Linked DNA regions of Homo sapiens: regions 1 and 3 are each linked to region 2. Evidence: chromatin contacts called from ENCODE Hi-C or POLR2A ChIA-PET data. All regions are on one chromosome and are shown on one strand. The core of a region is the stretch at or near the end of the contact, and the rest is flanking DNA. Distances in the headings are between cores, read along the strand shown. Region 1 holds the start of ATP5F1A (ATP synthase F1 subunit alpha). Region 2 holds the start of SMAD7 (SMAD family member 7). Region 3 holds the start of MEX3C (mex-3 RNA binding family member C).

The links. Hi-C counts contacts between places; a loop is a spot of excess contacts on that map. ChIA-PET counts read pairs that join two places held with the same protein, here RNA polymerase II (POLR2A). Pooled maps may share reads with other maps.
Region 1: a loop to region 2 is called in a pooled map, with 4 times the contacts of the local background. The contact joins the promoter of ATP5F1A here to the promoter of SMAD7 in region 2. A Hi-C loop is called at or near these places in 5 of 50 pooled maps. POLR2A ChIA-PET finds 5 or more read pairs at or near these places in 2 of 52 experiments (WTC11 and activated T-cell).
Region 3: a loop to region 2 is called in a map of naive thymus-derived CD4-positive, alpha-beta T cell, with 6 times the contacts of the local background. The contact joins the promoter of MEX3C here to the promoter of SMAD7 in region 2. A Hi-C loop is called at or near these places in 1 of 168 maps with a recorded cell type or tissue (naive thymus-derived CD4-positive, alpha-beta T cell) and 8 of 50 pooled maps. POLR2A ChIA-PET finds 5 or more read pairs at or near these places in 1 of 52 experiments (activated T-cell).

Annotation. Positions count from the first base shown.
Region 1 is chr18:46,096,605-46,099,843 of GRCh38, forward strand. It overlaps ATP5F1A (ATP synthase F1 subunit alpha), which reads right to left and starts at 1,692. Exons shown (of 12, transcript NM_004046.6): 1 at 1,568-1,692. The coding sequence starts at 1,627. RefSeq lists enhancers at 1,058-1,117, 1,092-2,291, 1,208-1,357.
Region 2 is chr18:48,949,705-48,952,516 of GRCh38, forward strand. SMAD7 (SMAD family member 7) reads right to left here and starts at 1,261. Exons shown (of 4, transcript NM_005904.4): 1 at 108-1,261. The coding sequence starts at 720. RefSeq lists silencers at 199-518, 1,735-2,434.
Region 3 is chr18:51,196,385-51,199,409 of GRCh38, forward strand. MEX3C (mex-3 RNA binding family member C) reads right to left here and starts at 1,297. Exons shown (of 2, transcript NM_016626.5): 1 at 183-1,297. The coding sequence starts at 936. RefSeq lists silencers at 261-310, 331-380, 641-720, 861-970, 991-1,520 and an enhancer at 1,721-1,810.

The DNA of each region.
Region 1 (3,239 bases), core at 442-2,941, 2.9 Mb before region 2:
CAGGAATTCTAAGATAAACAGCTTCCTACAAGGGGCAAAACTCAAAGTAGTTCCAATTTTACTTAAAAACAACAACAACAACAACGACAACAAGCGGCCGGGCACGACGGCTCATGCTTGTAATCCCAGCACTTCAGAAGGCCGAGGCGAGCGGATCACCTGACGTCAGGAGTTCAAGACCAGCCTAGCCAACATGGTGAAACCCCGTCTCTACGAAAAACTACAAAAAGTAGCAGGGCATGACGGCGGGTGCCTGTAATCCCAGCTACTCGGGAGGCTGAGGTGGGAGAATCACTTGATCCTGGGAGGCGGTGGTTGCAGTGGGCGGAGATCACGCCATTGCAATCCAGCCTGGGCGACTGAGCGAGACACCATCTCAAAAAAAAAAAAAAAAAAAAAAAACAAGCAAACAAAAACTGAATAAATGCTAGAGTTAGATTAGAAACCAAGAGTTGTGGCATGTGGACTTATTTTACTCTCTCAACAAATCCTGCAGCCACCTGGAACTTCCTTCAGTTTCTCCTTCAAGTTGTAATACTGCGACTGGTCACTGTCAATTCTGAAGCCTCTACCTTCCATAGGAGCTAGATGAAAACCGTTAAAAATGCTTTTTTGTTAACAGAAACCCAAGATGCTACCAGCGGTTGTTAAGGCAGCAAAACAGCCAACATGTTTATTTCACCTTTCAAATTGAGATTACTTTTAGAACAAAAAAAAAGTGTCAGTGTCAATGCGTTTACACTGAAATCATGTTAATTTCAAGGGAAACAAATAACGAAGGGTATTAATCCTTACAGCCATTTTCCAACCTTGTTCTCTTTTACTTGAATTCTCCATCACTAAAAATTACTCAAAACCAGGTGGAAAACTCAAGGACAAATTCTTTAAACACGTCCAAGTGCCACAAAGCACACACTCTGCCGGAGAGACAATTTAGAAACCAGCTTCACTGTTGTCACAGTGCTGGCCACATGAAATGGTTCTTTGCACCTGCAGGACGTTTTCACGGTCGTTTCGTATTCAGCACTAAGAGAAAGCCTACGTAAGTATTCCAAAAACCACCTTCATTTATTCCTTTCCTCTAAACTGAGCTCCAGGCAGAGGTGAAATGCTGGGCCTGCTGACCTTCACACAATGTCAGACTCCACTGACTAGCTTCAACAAGAGCTGACAGCAGTTTTCTGACCTTCAGCGGGACGCGACCCTAAGAATCGAAAGAGAGGAACCTCACCGATTCAGAACAGGCCTCGGAGAGCTAGCGCCCAAGCCCTGACCTTCACCCAAGATCCCCCTTCTAGGGCCGCTGTCAGCCGAAGACAGGAATCTTGAGGCCCTGTCTCTGGACACCATCGAGTTAACTGTCTGCCCTGTACCATTCTGCCTCTGCGCAGGTGACGAGCAAAAGGGCACCTGTGTCGCCTGCTCTGTCCAGCCGGAGAAGCCACGGGTGCAAGATGGCGGCATTCGCCACAGCCCCTCGCCCTCCTGCAGAGAGCGCCCGAGCCGGCGCACCACCACCCTGCAGCCCCACCCGGCCGCCTGCATCATGCCGGCCTTCGGTGCTCACCAGTCCGGCCCGCCGAGGAAGGGCGCGGACCACGGCCGCAGCAACGCGCACGGACAGCATCTTTGCAGTTACTCCGCAGGCGGTACTTCTGCAGCCGCAGCCTCCGGACTGACTGGGACAAAATGGCCGAGCCGCAAAGAAGGTCAAGACAGCCGGCCCACCTGACCCGGAAGTACTGCCCCTCGCGTTCACCACCTCTCCCCCCGCCCCCGCCGCCACTCTGCATTTTTTGGCAGGTTACTTATTTTTTTATGTAACATTTTTAAGTTTAAACCTCAAAATGAATGATTAGATATATTCCGGCTTTGGTCCTGGCATTCGTTATACATTTATTTTGGTCTTTTGAGTCGACCTTGTGGTTGCCCCGGGTGACCACGTGGGTAGCTGAATCTGCTAAGCAGCAGTTCCCAGGCCCCATCTGGTGCTAGAGGATGAGGGCCTCACCCGTCTGGGGTCGCGGCTGTCTTGAGGACCAGGGCGATTAATAGTGTCGGTAGTGTTAGACCGTGGTTTAGCACGAGTAGCAACAGTGAACAGCTAAACCCCGGGACTGGCCACCAGCAGGGAGCCTCCCACGGAGCCCGTTAATCTGCAGATCTTAGCCCCACTTCAGACCCTCTGAGTCGAAAATTCGGGGCAATCTGAATTTTTAACAAACACCAGCACCGTTCCACGTGATCCGATCTGCGCTCAGGTTAAAGATTCCCAGCTTTTTTAGATTCATTCTAAAAGAATCCTGTCAGTGAATTAGAGCAAACTGTTTAAAAATCCTGATAACCGGGGGAGGGGAGCATCAAGATAAATAGCTAATACATGCGGAGCTTAATACCTAGGTGATGGGATGATAGTTACAGCAAACCACCATGGCACACATTTACCTGTGTAACAAACCTGCACGTCCTGGACATGTATTCCGGAACTTTAAATTAAAAAAAATATATCAACAATCACAAGGAGGCCTAGAAGAGTCATTGCCAATCCTACTGAGAATTGTCCAGAATCAGAAGTTTACACCAGGATAGGACGAGGACTCGCTTTTTCCTCTGCCAACATCTAGTTCATGCTATTGGGAACTCTGCTTCTTCATTTGGAGTCAAAGGGAGATGATGAAAAAACACTTTCTATGCTTACCTGGATGGGCTTTTTTTTTTTCTCCACAGAATTACCATACTGAGATTTTTGTGATATATGCAAGATTTGTGTGTGTGTGTGATGCTGGTTATTATTATGTCATAGTGGACACTTATTAACGTTGCCTTCACTTTTCTTTTTTTTTTATTTATTTATTTTATTTTATTTAAGACAGGGTCTCACTCTGTTGCCCAGGAAAGAGTGCAGTGGGTTTATCACCATTCATTGCAGCCTGGAACTCCTGGGCTGGAGCAATCCTCTGACCTCAGCCTGTGCCCCTGTGGTCCCACCACCATGCCTGGCTAATTTTTTTGTAAAGACGGCGGTGGTGGGCAGGGCGTGGGGGGAGGTCTCTCTATGTTGCCCAGGCTGGTCTCGAACTCCTGGCTTCAAGTGATCCTTCCTCCTCAGCCTCTGCGCTGGGCCCGCTTTTCACCGTTTGGAGAAGCATTTTCAGTTCCATCCCCCAAATCCTGGCTTACACCTAGAACCTGAATTTTGGTGAGGCAAATAAATATCCGGGCTACAAGGGTCATCTCCT
Region 2 (2,812 bases), core at 11-2,510:
TGCACACTCCCCCTGGAGGGATGGCTGCACAAACGCACTGCCCTAGGGGCTTTTCTTCCAGCACTGGCGCTCCGGAAAATGTTGGGGGTAGGGGGACAACTTCTCACCTAGTTCGCAGAGTCGGCTAAGGTGATGGGGGTTGCAGCACACCAGCTCGGGGTTGATCTTCCCGTAAGATTCACAGCAACACAGCCTCTTGACTTCCGAGGAATGCCTGAGATCCGGCCACCTGAACACTTTGCACAGCAGGAGGGGGAGCGAGTAGGACGAGGGCGGCTGCGCAGGCTGCGCGCCGGCGGGCGCCCCCGGGCCCAGCCTGCAGTCCAGGCGGCCGGGCAGCAGGAGGCACGCGGTGCGCGTCCCGCCGCGGGACTCCACGGCCTGGAGCAGCAGCTCCAGCTGCCGCTCCTTCAGTTTCTTGAGCACCGAGTGCGTGAGCGCCTTCAGATCCGCCTCGGCGCCCCCGGCCGCGCCGGCGCCCGCGGCTGGCGGGTGGGGATGGTGGTGACCTTTGGCACCTCGCACCGCCTTGCCCAGGCAGCATCCAGCCCTGCCCGGGCCGCCGCCACCGGCCCCATGCGCTCGGCTGTCCGTCGCCCCTTCTCCCCGCAGCTCGCCTCCTCCTCCACCTCCCCCTGCGCCCTCCTCCTCGTCCTCGCCGCCGGGCGCACGGCTCCTCCAGAGACGCCGGACGAGCGCAGATCGTTTGGTCCTGAACATGCGGGGCGAGGAGGCGAGGAGAAAAGTCGTTTGCCTGCTAAGGAGCGAACATGACCTCCGCACACCATGAAGAAGTCGGGCGCCGAGTTGGGGCAGCAGGCGCAGGCGACAGCAGCAGCAGCAGGGGCCCGGGCAGGAGCGGCGGCGGCCCGAGGGGCGCTCCGTGGCATGCGCCAGTCTCCCGGAGGCCGGGGCGCGCGCGGGGGCCCGGGGGCGCCCGCCGGGGATCGGGGGCCTGCGCTCCGGCTGCCCCACCCCGCGCGGCCCGCGCCCTGCGCGGCTCTCCGGCCCCGGCGCGCCCCGGAGGAACCCGGCCGCCGCTTCCCTGGGGACGGCCGAGCCTGCCCCCGTCGGCGCCTCCCCAAAAAGAGGCCCCCCCGCAGTGGCTCCCGAATGTCGGGCTCGCCAGCCTCGGCTTCCTACATGGAAGGTCCGCGGGGGCAAAAAACGAAAGGCGTTCGGCTGGGCTGTTGGAAGAAGGAAAAAGCCTCTTTCCCCCTTGCTAAGCAACTTAATTTGGGGGTGGGGAGAAGCAGGCAATTAAAAAAAAAAAAGCAAGCGATTTATTTTTTTCCTCTATATCCTTAGTAACCGGATCTCCTCGAATTCCGCGCACACGAAGACTCAGGGGAGGGGGCCGAGTGGACTTCACCCCGCATGAGACGTCTGGCAAAATAAGAAGGCTCTCGCAAAACCTAACAACCAAATATGCAAAGCCCCAAATGAAAACCACCACCTCCTCGAACCTCAGAGGTCTGGGGGCGTCCGGCTGGAACTGGGGTTTAAAAAAAGAAAATGTTTACAAAGTATAACAAGATGTTTGATGGGTGGAAAAATGTATCCACGAGTTACATCCCCCCGTTTCCTTGCAAAGCCCCGCTGGTCTTCCTCTCCTTTTCTTCTGCCAAAAAAAAAAAAAAAAATCGTGTATTTTTTTAATCCACAGAAAGCTTTGGCTAGACCGCTTCAATCCTGCGCATCTGGGTGGTTTAGGGGAGTCTCTGGTCTTTCCCCCTGCGCTCCTGGGGGCCCAGGTCCTCGGCGGGGACTTCCTCGAGGCTGGCGCGGGCGCAGGGGCAGAAGATGCTGCGGCGGCGGCTGAGCCCGGCGGGGCTGACAGCGCGGGGGAGGGTGGCGCGGCGGCGGCGGAGGGCCCCAGACGGGTCGCGCGTTCTCGCCCCCCCCGGGCACAAGCTGCTTGCTAGTGCAGGGGCCGCCGATGTCCCTTCCCCTGGCCGCGGCTGGCCGCCGAGGCTCCCCGCATGGGCTGCTCGCCTCGACCCAGCTGCGGCGGCAGGAGGCCCCGGTGTCCTCTCGGCGCCTCCTCCTCCGAGACTCTCCTCGTCGCGCCCGGGAGCCTCCTTGTCCCCGGTCCGCCCTCTCCTGGCGCTCCGGTCCTTCTGCCGCCGCCAGGGGCTCGCCGCGCCGCACTCAGGGGCTCAGGGGCCGGGCGCTCGGCGGCTCGGCGCCGACGGACTGGCTCTGTCTCGGGCAGCTCTCTCCCGCGCGGCGAGCGGACCGAGCACGGCGCCCGGCTGGCTCGGCTGGCGCGGCTCGGGGACAGGATCTTCCGTGCGCCGAGCAGCAAGCGAGTGTGCCCGGGGCTCACCGCCTCCCGCAAGGCCTCCCGCCCCCGCCCCCTTCCCTCCCCCTTCCTCCCCCTTCCCTCCCCCGCCCCCAGCCGCCGCAGCCGCGCCGCCTCCTCCCCGCCCCCCCGCACCCCCCCTCCGGCCCTCTGCTCGGCTGGTTCCACTGCGCAGTGGCGCGCCCGGCTCCGGCCTCGTCACGTGGCCGTCTAGACACCCTGTCGCTTTAAAAAAAAAAAAAAAGCGATTGTGTTTCGCAAACAACAGATCGGGTTTCTAAAAGCTATTTCTCCCCCCAACCCCCCGCCACCGCCACCCCCTCCCGGGTCTGTAGAGGGGGTACCGATGGAGGGGAGAGAGATAGGTGGGGGGCAGAGAAGCTCCCAGAATGGATTGAGCCCCGGCCGGAGCCATGGAGAAATTGGAAAAGCAGGGAGCACCGAGCGGGCTTCGCCGCGAGTTTTGGAGCTGAGCGAGCGGGTCGGTGGCCCGATTTCGACCCGGCT
Region 3 (3,025 bases), core at 47-2,546, 2.2 Mb after region 2:
CGTGGGTTTTCGCAAGGTGACCCATCTTCACATCTGGTCGACCCTCGGCTCCTCCCAGACCCCTTCGCGGTGGACTTGGGGGCCTCGCCGGGTTCGCCTTTTCCGTCCCACGCTCCTTTCTCTCGTCTCCCCACCCACGCCCGGGGCCATGCCCAGCTGGACCTCCCCACCCCTGCACTCACCCTGGCGGCCGACGATCTCGGCGACGTGCTCGGAGCTGGGCACCGGGACGCACTCGGTGGTGTTGACGCTCTTTCTCCGGAGCAGGGCCGCCTGCTCCCCGTTCAGGGCGGCCGCCGCCGCCCCACAACCGCCGGGGCCGTAGGCGTGGGACAGCATCGCCGCCATCATGCCCTGGGCATCGTCCCCTCCGTACAGCACCCCCGCCGCCGCCGCCGCGGCCGCCGCCTCCCGGGCATCGAACCTGGCGGCTGGCAGCAGCACAGACCCCAGGGACCCGCCCGGGATCTGCTGGGTCTGAGAGGCGGTGGCCGCGGGCGGCGACAGCAGCAGCAGCGACGACCGGTCCTCCTCCTCTGCTTCCTCCAGCTCCTCCTCCTCCAGCAGGTCTCCGTCCAGCTCCGCTTCCTCCCCCTCCTCCTCGTCCTCTTCCAGCTCCAGCTCGGCCGCCTCCGGGGCCCCGGGCCGGCCGGGCGGAGCCCGCTCCTCTGGAGACAGCTCCGCCGCCCGCCGGGCCTGGCCCTGCGCCGCCGCTGCCGGGGCCCGAAGCGCCGGGGCGCCGGGCTCCGCCGGGCTGGGGTCGTCGAGGCCTAGCGCGGCCAAGCGCTCCCTCAGCAGGAGCCCGTCCCCCTCGAGCTCCGGGCCGCCCGAGGGCGGCGGCAGAGGCGGCGGTGGCGGCGGCGGCGGCGGGGGCGGCTGCGGCAGGGGGGCCGGGGCCGCCGCCAGGGCCAGGGCCGCGGAGCTGCCGCTGGGCATCGCGGCGGCGCGCTGTCAATGGCGGCGGCGGCGGCCGGGTCAGGCGCGGCAGGCGGCGAGCCCCATGGCGGACAGGGCCAGGGCCCTGCTCAGCTCGCAAACACCTTTCCTCTGGGGAGGCGGCGGGGCTGGGGACCCGGGCCGAGGAGCGCCAGGGCCGCCCGGAGACCGGAGAGGGCGGGGTGGAGGGGCAGGGGAAGGAGGCAGAGGTAGGTAACTAGGTGGGTGGGTGGGGACGGCGGCGGGGCGGGCTGGTGGAGGTGGCAGCGGCTCCCCTCTCAGTGTTTCTTTTGTTTCATGGCCTTAACCAGCCCCCGGCGCGCGCGGCGGCGGCGGCTACGCCCCACGCCGCTCTCCGAATGAAGCCGGCGCGCTCTGATTGGGTGCTTTTAATCTCTGGGAGCCCGCCTTCTCCTCCCGCAGCCTTCCAACTCCTTTCCCCAGCCCCACCCCCCACCCTCCTTCGGGCCCCGCCCCTCCCCTCCCCAGAGCTCTCTGATTGGGTGACCGGGACCAGCCAGTTCCCGAAGCCTACTCCTTCCGTCCTCTCCCCGCCCACCTCCCTCTCATTCCTCCCGGCACGCGCGGAGAGGGACTGTGATTGTTCACTTTACACGTCACTCTTTGTGACGTCCCCGGCGGGGGCGGGAAAAAGGAGGCGGACGAAGGCGCTGCAGCAGAGGCTGAAACTAAGGGCCAAGCGGGGTTTTGGCGCAGGCGCGTGCGGTCGAAGCGCACACCTGGATTTGTTTCCCCCCAACCCTTCATCCCTGTAGCCCATGTGGCTGAGTTCTTTTAGGGAAGGCACTGTGTGAGCGGCCTGGAGCAGAGCTGCAGGCATAGGTTCGAGAGCATTGTTTCCTTGGGTTGAGGAAGAGATCGCCCCCTTCAGAGGAAGGGCCTTAAGAAGAGTCACGGAAGGAGGGGCCACGCAGTATCCTCCTATCCCCTCGCGGGGGCGGTTTCCTGAGCCGCGTGGCTCCCGGGCCTTCCCTCTCGGACTCGGGAATGCTCCTCCCACGCCCCGCTGGCCCGGCTTCTCTGCCGGCAGGATGGTTACATCAGCAGCCTGGAGGTGCTGAAGTTTAGCTCTTCGGGGTTTTTTGTTTTTTTTTTTTAAACGGAGTCCAGCTCTGTCGCCCAGGCTGGAGTGCAGTGGTGCGATCTTGGCTCACTGCAACCTCCGCCTCCCGGGCTCAAGAGCTTCCCCTTGCAGTGGCTCACGCCTGTAATGCCAGCACTTTGAGAGGCTCAGGCGGGCGGATCACGAGGTCAGGTCAGGAGTTCGAGACCAGCCTGATCAACATGGTGAAACCCCGTCTCTACTAAAAATACAGAAATTAGCCGGGCATGGTGGCGCACGCCTGTAATCCCAACTACTCGGGAGGCGGAGGCAGGAGAATCGCTTGAACCCGGGAGGTGGAGGTTGCAGTGAGCCAAGATCATGCCACTGCACTCCAGCCTGGGCGACAGAGCGAAACTGCGTCTCAAAAAAAAAAAAAAAAAAAAAAGAGTTTCTCCTGTCTCAGCCTCCCGAGTAGCTGGGATTACAGGCACGTGCCACCACGCCCAGCTAACTTTTGTATTTTTAGTAGAGACGGGGTTTCACCATGTTGGCCAGGCTGGTCTCGAACTCCTGACCTCAAGTGATACGCCCGCCTCGCCCTCCCAAAGTGCTGGCATTACAGGCGTGAGCCACCTCGCCCAGCTCTTTGGTGCTTTTTAAGAAAATGAATCCCCGTTTCCTCCTCCCTAGACACTCTTCCCACAGTATTGCTCAGGTGATCTCACGCAGTGGCTATCTTTTCTAGAGGTTATTATTTCTGTTTTTGTTGAGACAAGAGTCTCACTCTGTCGCCTAGGCTGGAGTGCAGTGACATGATCACAGCTCACTGCTGCCTTGACCTCCTAGGCTCAAGTGATCATCCCGCCTCAGCCTCCCCAGTGCATCACCACGCCCGGCGCGCATCACCACACGTGGCTAATTTTGTTTATCTTTTGTAGAGACTGGGTTCTTACCCTGTTGCCCAGGCTGGTCTCAAACTCCTGGGCTCAAGCGATCCTTCCACCTGGGCCTCTCAAAGTGCTG